Linked DNA regions of Homo sapiens: region 1 is linked to region 2. Evidence: read pairs that join two places in POLR2A ChIA-PET (ENCODE). Cell type or tissue: A673. All regions are shown on one strand. Links, peaks and the distances in the headings refer to the core of each region. The heading gives the core; the rest is flanking DNA.

Region 1 (7,258 bases), core at 4,641-7,140, 150 kb before region 2:
TACTAAGAGACTTAGACTCCCACACAATAGTAGTGGGAGAATTTAACACCCCACTGTCAATATTAAATCAATGAGACAGAAAATTAACAAGGATATTCAGGACTTGAACTCAACTCTGGATCAAGTGGACCTGATAGACCTCTACAGAGCTCTCCCCTACTCCAAATCTACAGAATATACATTCTTCTCAGTGCCACATGATACTTATACTAAAATCGACCACATAATTGGAAGTAAAACACTCCTCAGCAAATGCATAAGAGTTGAAATCATAACAGTCTCTCAGACCACAGTGCAATCAAATTAGAACTCAGGATTAAGAAACTCACTAAAAACCACACAACTTCATGGAAATTGAACAACCTGCTCCTGAATGACTCCTGTGTAAATAATGAAATTAAGGCAGAAATCAAGAAGTTCTTTGAAACCAATGAGAACAAAGAGAGGATATACCAGAATCTCTAGGACACAGCTAAAGCAGTGTTAAGAGGGAATTTTATAGCACTAAATACCCACATCAAAAAGCCAGAAAGATCTCAGATTGACACCCTAACATCACAATTAAATGAACTAGAGAGGCAAGAGCAAATGAATCCAAAAGGTAGCAGAAGATAAGAAATAACTAAGATCAGAGAAGAACAGAAGGAGATAGAGACAGAAAAACCCTCCAAAAAAATCAATGAATCCAGGAGCTGTTTTTTTGAAAAAATTAACAACATAGGTACACCACTAGCTAGACTAATAAGGAAGAAGGAAGAGAAGAATCAAATAGATGCAATAAAAAGTAATAAAGGGTAAATCACCACTGAACCCACAGAAATACAGACTACCATCAGAGAATACCATAGATACCTCTATGCAAATAAACTAGAAAATCTAGAAGAAATGGATAAATTCCTGGATGCATACACCCTACCAAGGCTAAACCAGAAAGAAGTTGAATCCCTGAATAGACCAATAACATGCTCTGAAATTGAGGCAGTAATTAATAGCCTACCAACCAAAAAAAACTCCAGGACCAGATAGATTCACAGCAGAATTCTACTAGAAATACAAAGAGGAGCTGGTACCATTCCTTCTGAAACTATTCCAGACATTTGAAAAGGAGAGACTCCTTCCTAACTCATTTTACGAAGCCAGCATCATCCTGATACCAAAACCGGAAAGAGACATAACAAAAAAAAGAAAACCTCAGGCCAATATCCCTGATGAACATCGATGCAAAAATCTTCAATAAAATACTGGCAAACCAAATCCAGCAGCACATCGAAAAACGTATCCACCATGATCACGCCGCCTTCATCCCTGGTATGCAAGGCTGGTTCAACATACACAGATCAATAAACGTAATCCATCACATAAACAGAACCAAAGACAAAAACCACATGATTATCTCAATAGATGCAGAAAAGGCCTTCAACAAAATTTAACATCCCTTCATTTCAAAAACTCTCAATAAACTAGGTATTGATGGAATATATCTTAAAATAATAAGTGCTATTTATGACAAACCCACAGCCAATATCATATTGAATGGGCAAAAGTTGGAAGCATTCTCTTTGAAAACTGGTACAAGACAAGGATGCCCTCTCTCACCACTCCTATTCAACATAGTATTGGAAGTTCTGGACAGGGAAATCAGGCAAGAGAAAGAAATGAAGCGTATTCAAATAGGAAGAGAGGAAGTCAAGTTGTCACTGTTTGCAGATGACATGACTTTATATTTAGAAAACCCCATCATCTCAGCCCAAAATCTCCTTAAGCTGATAAGCAACTTCAGCAAAGTCTCAGGATACAAAATCAATGTGCAAAAATCACAAGCATTCCTATACATCAACAATAGACAAGCAGAGAGCCAAATCATGAATGAACTTCCATTCACAATCACTACAAAGAGAATAAAATACCTAGGAATACAACTAACAAGGGATGTGAAGGACCTCTTCAAGGAGAACTACAAACCACTGCTCAAGGAAGTAAGAGAGGACACAAACAAACGGAAAAACATTCATGCTCATGGATAGAAAGAATCAATGTTGTGAAAATGGCCATACTGCCCAAAGTAATTTATAGATTCAATGCTATTCCCATCAAACTACCATTAGCATTCTTCACAGAATTAGAAAAAGTGATTTTAAGTTTCACGTGGAATCAAAGAAGACCCCATACAGTCAAGACAGTCCTAAGCAAAAAGAACAAAGCTGGAGGCATCACACTACCTGACTTCAAACTATACTACAAGGCTACAGTAAACAAAACAGCATGGTACTGGTACCAAAACAGACATATAGACCAATGGAGCAGAACAGAGACCTCAGAAATAACACCACACATCTGATCTTTGGCAAACCTGACAAAAACAAGCAACGGGGAAAGGATTTCCTATTCAGTAAGTGGTGCTGGGAAAAGTGGCTAGTCAAATGCAGGAAACTGAGACTGGACCTCTTCCTTACACCTTATACAAAAATTAACTCAAGATGGATTAAAGACTTAAATGTAAAATCCAAAACCATAAAAACCCTAGAAGAAAACCTAGGCAATACCATTCAGGACATAGGCATGGGCAAAGACTTCATGACAAAAAAGCCAAAAGCAATTGCAACAAAAGCCAAAATTGACAAAAGAGAGTTAATTAAACTAAAGAGCTTCTGCACAGCAAAATAAACTATCATTAGAGTGAACAAGCAACCTACAGAGAGGGAGAAAATTTTTGCAATCTACCCATCTGACAAAGGTCTAATATCCAGAATTTACAAGGAACTTAAACATGTTTACAAGAAAAAAAAATTCCATCAAAAAGTGGGCAAAGGATATGAACAGATACTTCTCAAAAGAATACATCTATGCAGCCAACAAGCATATGAAAAAAAGCTCAACATCACTGATCATCAGAGAAATGCAAATCAAAACTACAATGAGATACCATCTCATGCCAGTCAGAATGGCAATTATTAAAAAGTCAGGAAACAGTAGATGCTGGCGAGGCTCTGGAGAAATAGGAATGCTTTTACACTTTTGGTGGGAATGTAAATTAATTCAACCATTGTTGAAGACAGTATGGCGATTCCTCAAGGATCTACAACCAGAAATGCCATTTGACCCAGCAATACCATTACTGGTTATATACCCAAAGGAATATAAATCATTCTGCTGTAAAGAGACATGCACACGTATGTTTATTACAACACTATTTACAATAGCAAAGACGTGGAACCAACCCAAGTGCCCATCAATGATAGACTGGATGAAGAAAATGTGGTACATATACATCATGGAATACTATGTAGCCATAAAAAGGAATGAGATCATGTCCTCTGCAGGGACATGGATGAAGCTGGAAGCCATCATCCTCAGCAAACTAACACAGGAACAGAAAACCAAATGCTGTGTGTTCTGACTCATAAATGGGAGTTGAAGATTGAGAACACATGGACACAGAGAGGGGAACAACACACACCAGGGCCTGTTGGGGGGTGGGGGTGAGGGGAAGGAACTTAGAGGACAGGTCAATAGGTGCAGCAGACCACCATGGCACACATATACCTATGTAACAAACTTGCACGTTCTGCACATGTATCTTTTTTTTTTTAGAAGAAATAAAAGAGATATATTTAATGGAATTGTCATGGAAAAGGGGTCCCGATCCAGACCCCAAGAGAGGGTTCTTAGACCTTGTGCAAGAAATAATTTGAGGTGAATCCATAGAGTAAAATGAAAACAAGTTTATTAAGCTGAGACGATGGGGTTTTCTAATATACAACCATGTCATCTGCAAACAGGGACAATTTGAGTTCCTCTTTTCCTAATTGAATTCCTTTTATTTCTTTCTCTTGCCTGATTGCCCGGCCAGAACTTCCAACACTGTGTTGAATAGGAGTGGTGAGAGAGGGCATCCCTGTCTTGTGCCAGTTTTCAAAGGGAATGCTTCCAGTTTTTGCCCATTCAATATGATATTGGCTGTGGGTTTGTCATGAATAGCTTAAGCTGATAAGCAACTTCAGCAAAGTCTCAGGATACAAAATCAGTGTGCAAAAATCACAAGCATTCTTATACACCAATAACAGACAGAGAGCCAAATCATGAGTGAACTCCCATTCACAATTGCTTCAAAGAGAATAAAATACCTAGGAATCCAACTTACAAGGGATGTGAAGGACCTCTCCAAGGAGAACTACAAACCACTGCTCAATGAATTAAAAGAGGACACAAACAAATGGAAGAACATTCCATGCTCATGGATAGGAAGAATCAATATCATGAACATGGCCATACTGCCCAAGGTAATTTATAGATTCAATGCCATCCCCATCAAGCTACCAATGACTTTCTTCATAGAATTGGAAAAAACTACCTTAAAGTTCATATGGAACCAAAAGGCCACATTGCCAAGACAATCCTAAGCCAAAAGAACAAAGCTGGAGGTATCATGCTACCTAACTTCAAACTATACTACAAGGCTACAGTAACCAAAACAGCATGGTACTGGTACTAAAACAGATATATAGACCAATGGAGCAGAACAGAGCCCTCAGAAATAATACCACACATCTACAACCATCTGATCTTTGACAAACCTGACAAAAACAAGAAATGGGGAAAGGATTCCCTATTTAATAAATGGTGCTGGGAAAACTGGCTAGCCATATGTAGAAAGCTGAAACTGGATCCCTTCCTTACACCTTATACAAAAATTAATTCAAGATGGATTAAAGACTTAATTGTTAGACCTAAAACCATAAAAACCCTAGAAGAGAACCTAGGCAACACCATTCAGGAAATAGGCATGGGCAAGGACTTCATGTGTAAAACACCAAAAGCAATGGCAACAAAAGCCAAAATTGACAAATGGGATCTAATTAAACTAAAGAGCTTCTGCACAGCAAAAGAAACTACCATCAGAGTGAACAGGCAACTTACAGAATGGGAGAAAATTTTTGCAATCTACTCATCTGACAAAGGGCTAATATCCAGAATCTCCAAAGAACTCAAACAAATTTACAAGAAAAAAACAACCCCATCAAAAAGTGGGTGAAGGATATGAACAGACACTTCTCAAAAGAAGACATTTATGTAGCCAACAGACAAAATGAAAAAATGCTCATCATCACTGGCCATCAGAGAAATGCAAATCAAAACCACAATGAGATACCATCTCACACCAGTTAGAATGGTGATCATTAAAAAGTCAGGAAACAACAGATGCTGGAGAGGATGTGGAGAAATAGGAATGCTTTTACACTACTGGTGGGAGTGTAAATTAGTTCAACCATTGTGGAAGACAGTGTGGTGATTCCTCAAGGATCTACAACTAGAAATACCATTTGACCCAGCCATCCCATTACTGGGTATATACCCAAAGGATTATAAATCATGCTACTATAAAGACACATGCACATGTATGTTCATTGTGGCACTATTCACAATAGCAAAGACCTGGAACCAACCCAAATGTCCATCAATGATAGACGGGATTAAGAAAATGTGGCACATATAACCATGGAATACTATGCAGCCATAAAAAAGGATGAGTTCATGTCCTTTGCAGGGACATGGGTGAAGCTGGAAACCATCATTCTGAGCAAACTATTGCAAGGACAAAAAACCAAACACTGCATGTTCTCACTCATAGGTGGGAATTGACCAATGAGAACACTTGGACACAGGAAGGGGAACATCACACACCGGGGCCTGTCGTGGGGTGGGAGAGGGGGTAGGGATAGCATTAGGAGATATACCTAATGTAAATGTTGAGTTAATGGGTGAAGCACACCAACATGACACATGTATACATATGTAACAAACCTGCACGTTGTGCACATGTACCCTAGAACTTAAAGTATAATAAAAAAAAAAGAAAACAAGTTTATTAAGAAAGTAAAGGAATAAAAGAATGGCTACTCCATAGGCAGAGCAGTGGCTTGGGCTGCTTGGCTGAGAATACTCATAGTTATTCTTGATTATATGCTAAACAAGGAGTCGATTATTCATGAGGTTTCCGGACAGGAAACGGGTGGGCAATTCCTGGAACTTAGGGTTCCTCCCTTTTTAGGCCATATAAGGTAACTTACTGATGTGGCCATGGTATTTATAAACTGTCATGGTGCTGGTGGGAGTATCCTTAACATATTAATGCATTATAATTAGCATATAATGAGTAGTGAGGACGACCAGAGGTCGCTTTCATCACCATCTTGATTCTGGTGGGTTTTGGCCAGCATATTTACCACATCCTGTTTTATCAGTTGGGTCTTTTGACCTGTATCTTGTGCCAACCACCTATCTGATCTGGTGAGTTAGAAAGCCCAACCTCCTGGGAATGCAGCCCAGTAGGTCTCAGCCTCATTTTACCCAGCTCCTATTCCAGATGGAGTCACTCTGGTTTTAATGTTTCTGACACTGCTATCTAATATGCGTTTGTGTTTCTCCCCAAGTCATAAAATGGAATATGTTCTCAAAGTGTTTTTCTCATGCAATATGTGATTAAGACTTCTTTACCCTCCCCTTTCATATAACATAATTCATTCTAAAGCCAAAGATGGAGAATGTTTTTGGAATTGTTCCTTTAGGGTATTCTTGGCATTCTTACATCACCATGGGCTGACTCCCTCTCTTTTTTTTACAATATGTTTTTGAAAATGAAATAAATGTGTCCTTATTTATTAGGCTTCCATTTATCCTTCCAGATGGGACTGAGAAGGGATATGCTTATGTGGACTTTAACTACAGCGGTAACTTGCTGGCCTCTGTTGGTAGTAACCCTGACTACACACTGACTATCTGGAACTGGAAAGAAGAACAACCCATACTAAGGACAAAAGCTTTTTCTCAGGAAGTTTTTAAGGTTACTTTCAATCCTGATAAGGAAGAGCAGCTTACTACATCGGGATCAGGCCACATCAAGTAGGTTGGGTAACCAATAGAGGTGCCAGTAGATATCACAGGAGTATTTTTCTAAGAGGATCTAAGAGCTGGAGACTTTTTTTTTTTTTTTTTTTTTTTGCTGTTTTGGTTAACATTAGAATTATTTAAAAATATGTTATTTTAAAAGCTAACTAGTAATGCACCTTTTCTAATTAGATATGTGGGATTTTATTTCTGCAAACAGCATAGATAAAATAAGGGCTTTTTTTTTTTTTTTTTTTGAAATGGAGTTTCGCTTTTGTTGCCCAGGCTGGAGTGCAATGGCATGATCTCAGCTCACTGCAACCTCCGCCTCCTGGGTTCAAGCGATTCTCCTGCCTCAGCCTCCTGAGTAGCT
Region 2 (10,500 bases), core at 3,650-6,149:
GTGTATGTTCATGCATTCTCATAACACAAATTGTCAAATATTAATTGTAAGCTTATCCCCCAATTTTCATGGACTTTACGTGTCCAACTACAGGATGTGTTGGGTCTCAGTTAAATGCCCCAGGTGTAATCCATAAACCTATCAATCACTTCCAAGGGAGTTATTCATTCAATCTTCTCCTGCATTCTCCTTTAAGCTGCAAATTGAAGTTCGATTCTGTTTGAAGTAAGAAGAGAAGTAAGACGCCACCATCCGCTGGATGCTTCATGGAGTTACCAATATCCCCATATCCATGAGCTCTGCTGAATGCTTAAAGAAACTTTGGCCTTTTACCCCTGCAGGTACTTCTCATGCACAGTCCTGTCCTACCCTCCTGCCTGTTCCTGGGGATCACAGGACAAGCCTGCATTCCTCTACAGAGGTCTGGATGGGATCCATTAGGTCACGGGGCACCGCATGGGGCTCATGTGGCAATGCTGCCAGGATGACTTAGCAGCCTCAGGGCCACTGGCAGGTTTCTGGACTGATGGATAATTCTATTCCCCAACTGTCACAACCTCCAAGCCTCAACTTGTCCCTGTGGCAGCTTGCTGCATCTGTGGCTAATGCTACAAGGCACAAAGGATTCTGCTCTACTGGAGCACTACTCAGTGGCATGCTGATCCTTTGGTCCTTCCCTGCACCTCAGTCCCTTTTTGAGAGACACCCGAGGTGCAGGAGAAGTAAAGTCACTAAGAGTTTTCTCTGGTTGAGCTTCTGGCTCATGGCTATCAGACAGACTTGGCTGTAGAGTCTGAGAAGACAAAGGGTCCCTGACACTCCTCACTATGTTGCCCCTGGACAATATGGGGGCTCTCCTGTGTCCCAAACTGCTTCATTGATGGACAAAAAGTCCCAACACAATTCTCAACCCCCAAGTCACTTGAGGGACCATAGCTTGGCATGACCCCAAGGTTATTCCTCTGAAATAAAATGATCTGCAAGTGAAACGCCATGGCAGTTTTCTGCTGAGGATGTGGGACAACTACAGAAACAGAAGGCTGGAGCCTCATTGTGCTCTCATGAGGTCAGAAAGCCTGGCACCTGGTGAGTGGTTGGGGTTTACTGTGGGCTGGGCAGGCATCTCAGAAGCCATGCATTTGGGGTAGTGACTAAGTATTTTAGCCCTGGCACATAGACCCCCTGCAGCCCACAAAGCGGGACAAAACCAGCATTTGGTAAAATACCATCCCTCTGGTCATCATTGAGTCATTCATTTAGCAAGCCAGGTGCTGCAGAATTGTCTATTATGCCAAGCACTGCAGAAAATACAAAGAAGAAAAGACATAGCTCCTAACCACAGGGAGCTTTCAATCACATAGACAAGGCAGGACACAATAATTCACAAGCGTGGTGTTCTCCAGCGTAGTCCTCACCACCTCCACCAGCACTCCAGCCTAAGTCAACACTGTAATCTACAGAGACACTTAGAAACACAGTTGGCAGAGTGAGTACTGCTCCTCCCTTTGCAGGCAGGGAGACTGGATAAATATGTTTGCTGTCTTTGGGATTTTTTTCTGCCTGTCCAATTGCACAAATAATTTTGGCTCCCAAGCTCTCTCCTGACAACCATGGAAACATGACATGAAATTTCTCAAACACACTTTCTGATGAAAGCAAGGCATGCTCTTTTTTATTTAAAGAAAACAGTTTCCATGGGGAGGAAGAAGAAGAATTAAAAAAAAAAACAAACCTTTGTAGATGCCAAGCACATTAGTTGTTAAATCTTGTTTCTTTCTTTTCCTTTCAGTTGAGGTGGGATTTACACCCAGATTTGAGCAGTGGAAGAAAGCTGGGATTGGGGAAGAGATGAAAGAGACTGGGGGATGAGGGCTGAAAATCAAAGTCAAGACAGGAGAGAGAAATCTGGGGGTGGGCAGGAGGGGAAAGCAGGCCAGAAGGGAGGAGTGGGAGAGGAAGAAGGAGAGAGACTAAAAAGAACCTATTTTGCAATGTCATTAAATGATTTGCAATGAATTGGCCTGAGGCTTCAGGAATTTCTTGGCTTGAACCAATTAAAAATACTTCATTTTTAAAAAAGACATAAGAGAACGAGAAATGCGATTAATCCTCAAAGACAAGTCAAGGATGGAGCCATGTCTCCACTGGGTCTGGCAGCCAGATGAACACAGATGTCTGGTCTGTAGACCATCTCATCTACCCGACTTCAGGGCCGCTCTGAGGTAGGGCTGGTTAGCAGAACTGGGGAGTTTCTTTTGGACTAGATGAAGGAATGAAATAGTTAGAAAAAAAATATACTGAAGAAAGAGCAGAAGGAAAAAAAGATTTACTTGCCAGCAACCCACATCACACATATTTCTCTGATCAACCAAATACAAACTATAAACTTAGCAGTGGGAAAATTAATGTGAGTCCTGGTGGTCTGGACTCATCAGAGCCAGAGCTGGATCCTGGCACAGGCTTTGGAAGGGCTGGCAGCCTGTGCAAGAAGAGAGGGAGGAGAGAAAGCGGAGGCTGAGGAGCTGAGAGAAAGAATGGGGATGAGCACTTTGGTGTGGCTGTGATGAACAGAACTCCAGGTGGGAGAGACGGGGCAGTGGGGCCTGCTTTTTCTTCCCACACACCTGGAAACTGCATACTCCCATCAGCCTCGGTGGCACCAATCCCATCCACCCACTCCAAAATGCCCCTTGAGGTATATGTGAGGACAGTGGTCCCCAACCTTTTTGGCATCAGGGACGGGTTTCATGGAAGACAATTTTTCCATGGACCATGGGTGGGGAGACTGGGGGGGATGGTTTTGGGATAAAACTGTTCCACCTCAAATCAATAGACATTAGTTAGATTCTCATAAGGGGCGCACAACCTCCTAAATCCCTCGCATGCACAGTTCACAGTAGGGTTCACCCTCTAATGGTGAACCCTATTCTATTGAATGGTGAAAACCTGTTCTGTTCTGTTCTGTTCTGTTCTGTTCTTTCTGTTCTGTTCTGTTCTGTTCTGTTCTGTTCTGTTCTGTTCTGTTCTGTTCTATTCTATTCTAATAGAATCTAATGCCACTGCTGATCTGACAGGAGGTGGTGTTCAGATGGTAATGCTTGCTGGTCCACCGCTCACCTCCTGCTGTGTGACCCTGTTCCTAACAGGCCATGCACCACCATGGAACGGTACTGGTCTGCTGCCTGGGGGTTGGGGACCCCTGTGTTAGGTCATGGAGCCAAATTCACTGGCATCTCCCTGAGGTTCCAGAATTTCCTCCAAACATCTCAGTTTCTTTCCAATGTTGTTTTATGCTTCTGACATTCATCAATTTTTCTAAGTCTTTCTTGAATCCATTTGTATCTTCAACCTCTTTGTATCCTGAGTCCCTGCTTTATCCTTTCTTATATACTTCTTGAAAACTTTAAATATATCAGAATTTGAAAAGGAAATTCAGAAATTGTTAATTTACCCTGTGTATGCCCTTTTTCATCTTCTAGACCTCAAACATGTTTTATCTGGGAGTCTTCCTCTTTCATGACATTCACAGAAGGCCTATGGTGTGCCAGGCCCCGTGGACAGCACTGTGGACACAGATGCATAATAACAGTTCCTACCCTCCAGATAGAGAGGCAAGAAAGGGCTGTGGAAGCAAACCCAAGGTACTAAGGAAGCCGGGAAGAGAACCTACTCTAGACTTGGAAGTTGAAGGGGTCAAGAAACATTCCTAGAGAAGATACCTGAGTCTTGAAAACTGAGAAGGAATTAGTAACCCAACAGAGGTGGGAACTTTCTGAGGACGGAGATGGAGAGGAAGATGCTGCCAGCTGAGGGACCACCATTCTGAAAGCTAGGAGAAAGTGCGCGATGGAAAGTGGGCCTGAGGGAAAGGCTGTAAGCACCTCACTATTAATCACAATTCTCCCTATAGGAAAATAAATGCTGTTTCTACTTCAGCAAGTTTTTTTCCTTTTGTTTACATTTTTTCTCATTATGAAGTGATCATCCTTTAATTTGGATGTGAACACTACGTCTATTTGCAGGACAGACTCACTGTTCTATAGAGCTCAAGATTATTACCAGACTCCAAAAATGGCTGAAAGTCTAAAAACAAAGTCAAAGTAGAAATTGCTCAACTTTTCCACACACACACGAGAAACAGGGGATGCTGAGGTGTGAAGCTGTTTTTAAAAAATGAGGGAACCAAGGACTCATTTGCTCTCTTGGTTTTCTTTTTTGTTCTAAAGAAAGCATCTTGCACCATGCTCCTTAAAGGAGTCCAGTGATTTCAAGCCGGCAAATCAATCTTTCCCTTGGCTTCTGGTGCAAAAGGCTCCTCAAACTGTGTTTTGGCTCACTGAATCAACATACTACACAGCCCTTCCCTTTTCTCTTAGCTTAGAAAATGAACCCAGTATTGTATTTAAGCATTTGGCTGTGAGTGCAAAGAATGAATTGAGGACAAGGGTGGAGTGGGTTAAGAGTCCTTAAGGGTGTCCTTGGTAGAAGATGCACTATGAACCTGAGGTCTGTTTGGTAAATAGTGACCTCTGATAAATATAGAATGGGACTCCTGGCTGTTTGGGGCAGACATTTGCTGCCAAGATGCTCTGAGCAGAACTTACACCACGGATCTGTCTGGGTACTTGCACCAGGGCTAATAGGACTAGTGTAGCCAATGCCATTTGAAGATTTCACCAGAATATCAGGGATAATTCTAGTGAGCTATTAATTTCTGCCTGCATCCAGTAGAAAACAGAAAGCGTTGATGTAACTTTGTCCTAAAGCTATAAGGTATTCCTTATTCATTTCCTATTAAGATGCTCAAGTTGCTCAGGCACCTTTTAGATCTCAGCCATCTTTCAATAATTTTCTTGCCCAAGTGTCAAAGTAAAATACACATAACTTATGGTATGGAACAACTAAATTTCAAGCTGGCTCTCCTTTTCCAACTCCATTCCCCTGTGTGGAGCTGTCTCTGTCTCTCCCAGCCAAAGCAGGCTCACACTCTGCCCCAGCTGCAAATCTCCTTCCCCTCCTGGGGCAGCTTAGGAAGCCACCTGTGTTTTCTTTCCCTACAACCCTTCTCACTGCCATCCCTTCATCCCAAAGCAAAAAGCTTGTACAGGATTCCCTGATGCCCAAGCCAACACATAAATGTTTTTCCAATTTGGAGCGAATGGCTCCTCCTGTTTTGTCAGGGAGTCACTGGCTAACTGAACCAGACGGGGGCGGAAGTGGGGAGTACTGGAAAAAACACTCTAAGTTTCTTTCTTAATCAGAAAATGTTCATACCCAAAGAGAAAAGAGATGAGAAACAGTTAAGAAATGGGGTGAGCGGGGAACAGGATGGAGAGAGAGAGACAATCACCTGGTGGCTAGATTAAGAATTCGATTGAGCTCACCATGGAAATATCTCACTATGGAAATAAAACTTTCTATGGCAGTATCGGTGCCATCCGAGAAACTGAACTGGGCCTAGGTCTGAATACACAATGTTAAGAGCTGAATTTGGTTTTTAAAGGTCTGAGAAAGGTATGTGAGGACTCAGAAATTAAAAATCAAGGTTGTCTTGTACACATTCTTCAAGGCTCAACTGCTGAGTCTTCCGCAATCCCCTGAAATGGAAATGAATCCTTGCTAGCCTCCGAGCTCCCATTAAAATCTGTTCACATTTCTGGCGGGCAACTCATGGGGCTGGCTTGCTTTATGACTAATGTGTTAACAAAGTCCACCTTCTCCATTAGACTGAGAGATGTTCAATGGCCAGGACCAGATCTTACTGTGCTCTGTTAGAAATTCTAAATGTTCCCAATTCTTAGGGCACCAACCTCCAAAACATCCAAATATAGGAGTCAGCACTGGAGAATGAGTGCTTTGCTGTTTTTCAAGTGGGACTCATGAATTTTGGTCTTGCCTTATTTAATAGAAGCCTTTAGAAATAGAATGCATTAAGTTGTAAGGTATTGAGGACAAAATTAAATTAAAGAGGTAGATTGTTAATTGTAGTAAGAAAATATATTCTGGGAAGAAAATTATAATGACTGTTGGAAATGAAAGATAAATTATTTTATTAATTGAGTTCTTGCTTGCTTGTTTCTTCTCTCATCCTCTCCACCCCTACACTTCACAGAGGAGTTGAGAAAAAAAAATCTTGAGAAAAAATCAAGACATAGGTTTTATATATATATTTAAAAATCAAGACTAGGGGAAAATTAGGAAAGGATAGTCTTAATAAGATAGCCCAAATTAAACCACAATTTTGCTCTGAGACACCTGTGGCCAAAGAGAATCCAAACAATATGCCTCTGCCAAGGTGAGAGGACTTCATGAAGCTGTTTCTGCAACCAGTGAATGCATCTCTGGTAGGGGCTGGGGCAACAGGGTCTCTGTGTCTGCATCTTCCAATGGTCAGCTCCACCCAAGGTTGAAATCCAAAGCATCCAGAGGTTTGAATGGAGCTCATGGCTCCATAAAGGTTAAGGAATAACCATTGTCCTGGCAGCGTGGAAACATCTCCGTCTAAAGGTGCCATTAATGATTCTGGGAGCTGGACTTAGGGAGAATCTAATTTCTTCACATTGTCTCCAAAGAGACATATTCCAAAAGAACTCCAGGCAGGTGGTGTATTTCAGGTGGACAGTAGGGGACTGTGATGGTTAATTTCATGTGTCAACTTTGCTAGACAATCTTTTACTTTGAGAAAATAATTACCCTCCCTAGTGGGGATAGGCCTCATTTGATCATTGAGGGTATTAATAGCAAAGACATGTTTTCCAGAGAAGAACACAACACAGAAAATATGCCTGAGTTTCCTGCTTTTACCCTAAGACTGCAATATCAATTCTTACCTGAATCTACAGCCTGCATGAGCTAACTCTTTAAAATAAATCTTTGTATAATATATAATTATACATATACAAAATTAAATATATTATACATATATATATACACACACACACACATATATGTATTATTGGTTCTGCTTCTCTGGAGAACCCTAATACAGAGATAAAGGAAGCTAGAAATATTTTAAGAAAGAAATCGCTACAATGGTCCTTAATGGACTATGGACTATTCTAGTTCACAGTCAGAACCTAGGTGACCTTAGTGAAGTGTGTGATGGGAATTAGCGGTTAGGGGAGCTGAGCAAAGAGACATAGCTTCTGTTTGTAAGATTCACCATGCTGAAGGCCAGGGTCAGCCCAGCCTGTCAGTGCAAAACAACAGCTGTCTGTATACGGCAGCAGTTGAGTGGGCAGCAGTGAACCCACAGGAGCATCAGTGAGCAGCTCTGCGGGCTACACTGACAATGCACCATGACACCGTGGCTGCTCCTGAAGGCGGCTGGGGTGGGAATCTGAGTTAGAGAGCACATGTATATAAGGAACTAAGAAAGTCACAGGAATGGGTTAGTTCTCTCTTTATAAGAAGCCAGCCCTCTATTGGTTCTGGTTATGACTGGAAGCTCTGCCACCCTCTGGACTGTCTTCCTAAGGGTCACTCCCAGAATGGAACTGGGCAGTACAGGGCTGGACACGGGCTTTAGAGCCTCCAGAAAGGAGACACTCCAGAAATGTTTGACAACCACATGGGCGAACAAATAAAGCCTGGGATTTCTAAAATGCTCTCAAATACTAATATTATACATTCTCCCATTTATCCTCAAAAAACCCATGAGACTGGTGATGTAATTACTGTGTTCATTTCACAGCTGTGGCAGTCAGTCTAAAGACCAAGTGATTTGCTCAAAGTCATGGAACACTTAAATGGCAGAGCTAAGGCTTAAACCCAGAATTTAAAAATTTTTTTTAGCTTCTTGTTTTTTCCATTATACCAGTTTGGCCCTTCATTTTATTCATGGGTTAAATTAAATTATGGTAACAAAGGGCCCCTGGTCACTTTGGACATTTTCTCAAAGTCAGAGATTCATGAGGTTGAGTGGCGAGGGGGACTCCTTCCTTTCTTGTCAGCCACCTTGCCTGCTGATCTCTGATGCCAGAGACAGGACCATTCAGGAGTATATGCCTGGCCTTGGCGCTAGGAGGCCTTAAGGAGCGGTGACCGATCTGTTCTCAATTATACCGGCTGCAGCTTAAGACTTCACATTAACTTGAGGACTAAAATTCCCAAGTTTAGAATTATAGGTAGCTACCTGGTTACCACCTGTTTTATTTCCAGCTACCAGTGGGACCTAGGGATGATGGGAGAATTGGGAGAATAAAATTATCAAAAAATCTTAAAAGTTAAAAATAAACAATTATTAATGGTTGACTGTTAGAGGTAAGGGATTGAGAACAGCTTTTCCACTGCCAGCTCTGATGAGTCGGTTGTGACTCCTTGCCATACTGTGTTGAGAACAGGCCTGAGGTGGAACTCAGGGTCCAGTAAGAAGGAGTGGAGTGCTCCCTGGCAGGGTCTGCTGTTGGTTCAGGAGCAGACTGGGAACAGCTGAGCTGTGTAGAGCGGTTGGCTGCCTGGTGTGAGGCTTGTGAAAAGGGAAAGGGAAGTGAAAGGAAGGAGTTCAAAGTTAAAAGCATTTCAAAAACCAAGAATTAGACAAGATGATCTGAAGCAGGGCATTGGCAGCAAGAAAGTTTTTCTTTTTTTTTTAAAGTTTAGGTTAAATAGGAAATAAAAAACTCTTCAGAGGACAGCGAGATGGGCACCTCCACAGAGCATGCAGCAGCCATTACCCACATGGCCAGGACAACCTGGGGTGGAGGGAGGGAGAGAGTGCAGGTGAGACTCTTCAGTTGATTTGACCTCTGGCTCCATTTTACCGAAAATCAAAAGATGATGTCACCTGGTCAGGGTGAAGTACAAGTGGACCCTCCAGCTTCCAACACTGGACCAGAAAATTATTCTGCTAGAGGCCTCCCCTCCACCCCTGAATCCTCAAGCCTGGTCCTAAGCCCCATGACCTATAGCCCCATGACCCTTCTAAAGGGTGGATGCAGGAGGTGGCATCTTGCCAGGTAGGCCAGACAGCAACTGCTTTGTGCGAGGATGAACATGGGACAGCGTGGAGAAGAGGCCAGAGGAAAAGGAAGCCTACCATGCTGAGTGTGTGTGGGTGTGCATGCGTGTGCACCGGCACGCCGCTGCCCAGTCTTTCCTCTAAATGCAGACCGTGCCTTCGGTAATCCCGTCTACCACTTGGCCTCCCTCATACATCAGCCAACCAGCAAAACACAGCCCCTATTCTGCTCAGGAATGTGCTTTCAGAAACTTAATCTACTGCTGCGTCTGGGCCAGATCCCCTAATGGCATTAACCCAAAGACAGCACCCCTTTCACTTGCCCCCACCCACCTTCCCGCCACCTCGTTGCTGCCTCCTCCAAGCTTTGCAGTTCCACTCCACCAACTCCCTCTTTTTCATGACACAGCCCCCCATGCCTGCTCTCTCAACTTTCAGCACTTCTTCTTTCTAGTCAGGCCCAAACATTTTGCCTTCTGATTCATGTCTAAATGACAAGCCAATAGTTCTTGGCTTTCAAATAAGCCCAGCTCGGCTTCTGCACAAGCCCCTTCTTCTCTTACTGTGCCTTCTTGGGTTGCAACCAAACACTTCCCTTTGTCCTTTCTGCCAACCACAGATCCCCTCAAGCACCAGAGGAAGAAGCAGCCAGGAATATTTTTAAAATGAAGGCTAATAAATTGTCTCTCCTCACACAGATACACCTTGAAGCAGAAGGAAGGCTCCAAGATAAATCTTCCACTCTCCAACTCTCCCTTTCCCAAACAATAAAAGGTTCAGCCTGGCTCCTAATTAGGCCAAATGAATGGTTATGGTCTTGAGTCTCTACAGACTTGTGCTGCCCATTTGCAGATGAAACCTCCCTGTTGAATGAGCAGTGCTGCTCTTTAAGGGCACACGCATTGCTAAAAGGCGCATCTCATTTGCAATAATCAACAACTGGAAAGGCCCTAATTGTCCAGCAACAGGAAAAGGGTAGAAGGTAGATGTTCTAGGACCACTAGTAATTACGATCATAAGTACTGGTGGGGGCTGGGAGGGTGGACTAACTAGGAAGGGGCATGAGGGGACATTGGGGATGGTTACATGGGTGGATGTACATGAAAAATGTTATCAGTTGTTCACTTAAGATTAGTACACTTTGTGTACTTTACTGTATGCATTTTATTTATTTGTTTTTTGGAGACAGGGTCTCCAAAAAAGCCACATCTCATTTGTAAGAGACTGGCTCACCCCAGCCTTGCCTCCTGGGCTCAAGCAGTCCTCCCGCCTCCGAGACAGCTAGCAATACAAGTGCACGCCACCACGCCTGGCTATTTTTTTAAAAAAAATTTTTGTTCCTAGGCTGGTCTCAAAATCCCAACCTCAAATGATCCTCCTGCTTCAGACTCCCAAAGTGCTGGGATTACAGGTGTAAGCCATATTGTAATAATTATCTCTGATCTCTATGTGCCAGACCTGGTATGCATTTTATACTCAATAAAAAAGTTAACATGGTCATATGGCCAATGGAGAATGCTTATCATACAACATCAAGAGAG

What was found. ChIA-PET counts read pairs that join two places held together with the same protein. Peaks named below come from ENCODE experiments on the same cell type or tissue, not always from the same donor. Only the 100,000 strongest peaks of a DNase experiment are listed, where the experiment ranks them.
Region 1: POLR2A ChIA-PET joins it to region 2 with 6 read pairs; 2 of 35 experiments call an interaction of 5 or more read pairs at or near these places.

What each region holds. Positions count from the first base shown.
Region 1 is chr3:113,408,748-113,416,005 of GRCh38, reverse strand. It overlaps CFAP44 (cilia and flagella associated protein 44), which reads left to right. Exons shown (of 35, transcript NM_001164496.2): 7 at 6,684-6,900. All of the region lies in intron 25 of SPICE1-CFAP44 (SPICE1-CFAP44 readthrough (NMD candidate)), which reads left to right. All of the region lies in intron 1 of CFAP44-AS1 (CFAP44 antisense RNA 1), which reads right to left. Among named protein-coding and RNA genes, the nearest start is that of CFAP44-AS1, 8.4 kb to the right of the region's middle. In A673, for the core only: CTCF peaks have their summits at 5,975 and 6,174; a DNase peak (open chromatin) is centred at 6,035; H3K27ac peaks cover 922 bases.
Region 2 is chr3:113,253,200-113,263,699 of GRCh38, reverse strand. The region is part of intron 4 of BOC (BOC cell adhesion associated, oncogene regulated); the gene reads right to left. LOC124909409 (a long non-coding RNA gene) reads left to right here. Exons shown (of 2, transcript XR_007096006.1): 2 at 197-3,935. Among named protein-coding and RNA genes, the nearest start is that of BOC, 47 kb to the right of the region's middle. In A673, for the core only: no CTCF peak of the experiment used is centred there; no DNase peak of the experiment used is centred there; H3K27me3 peaks cover 49 bases.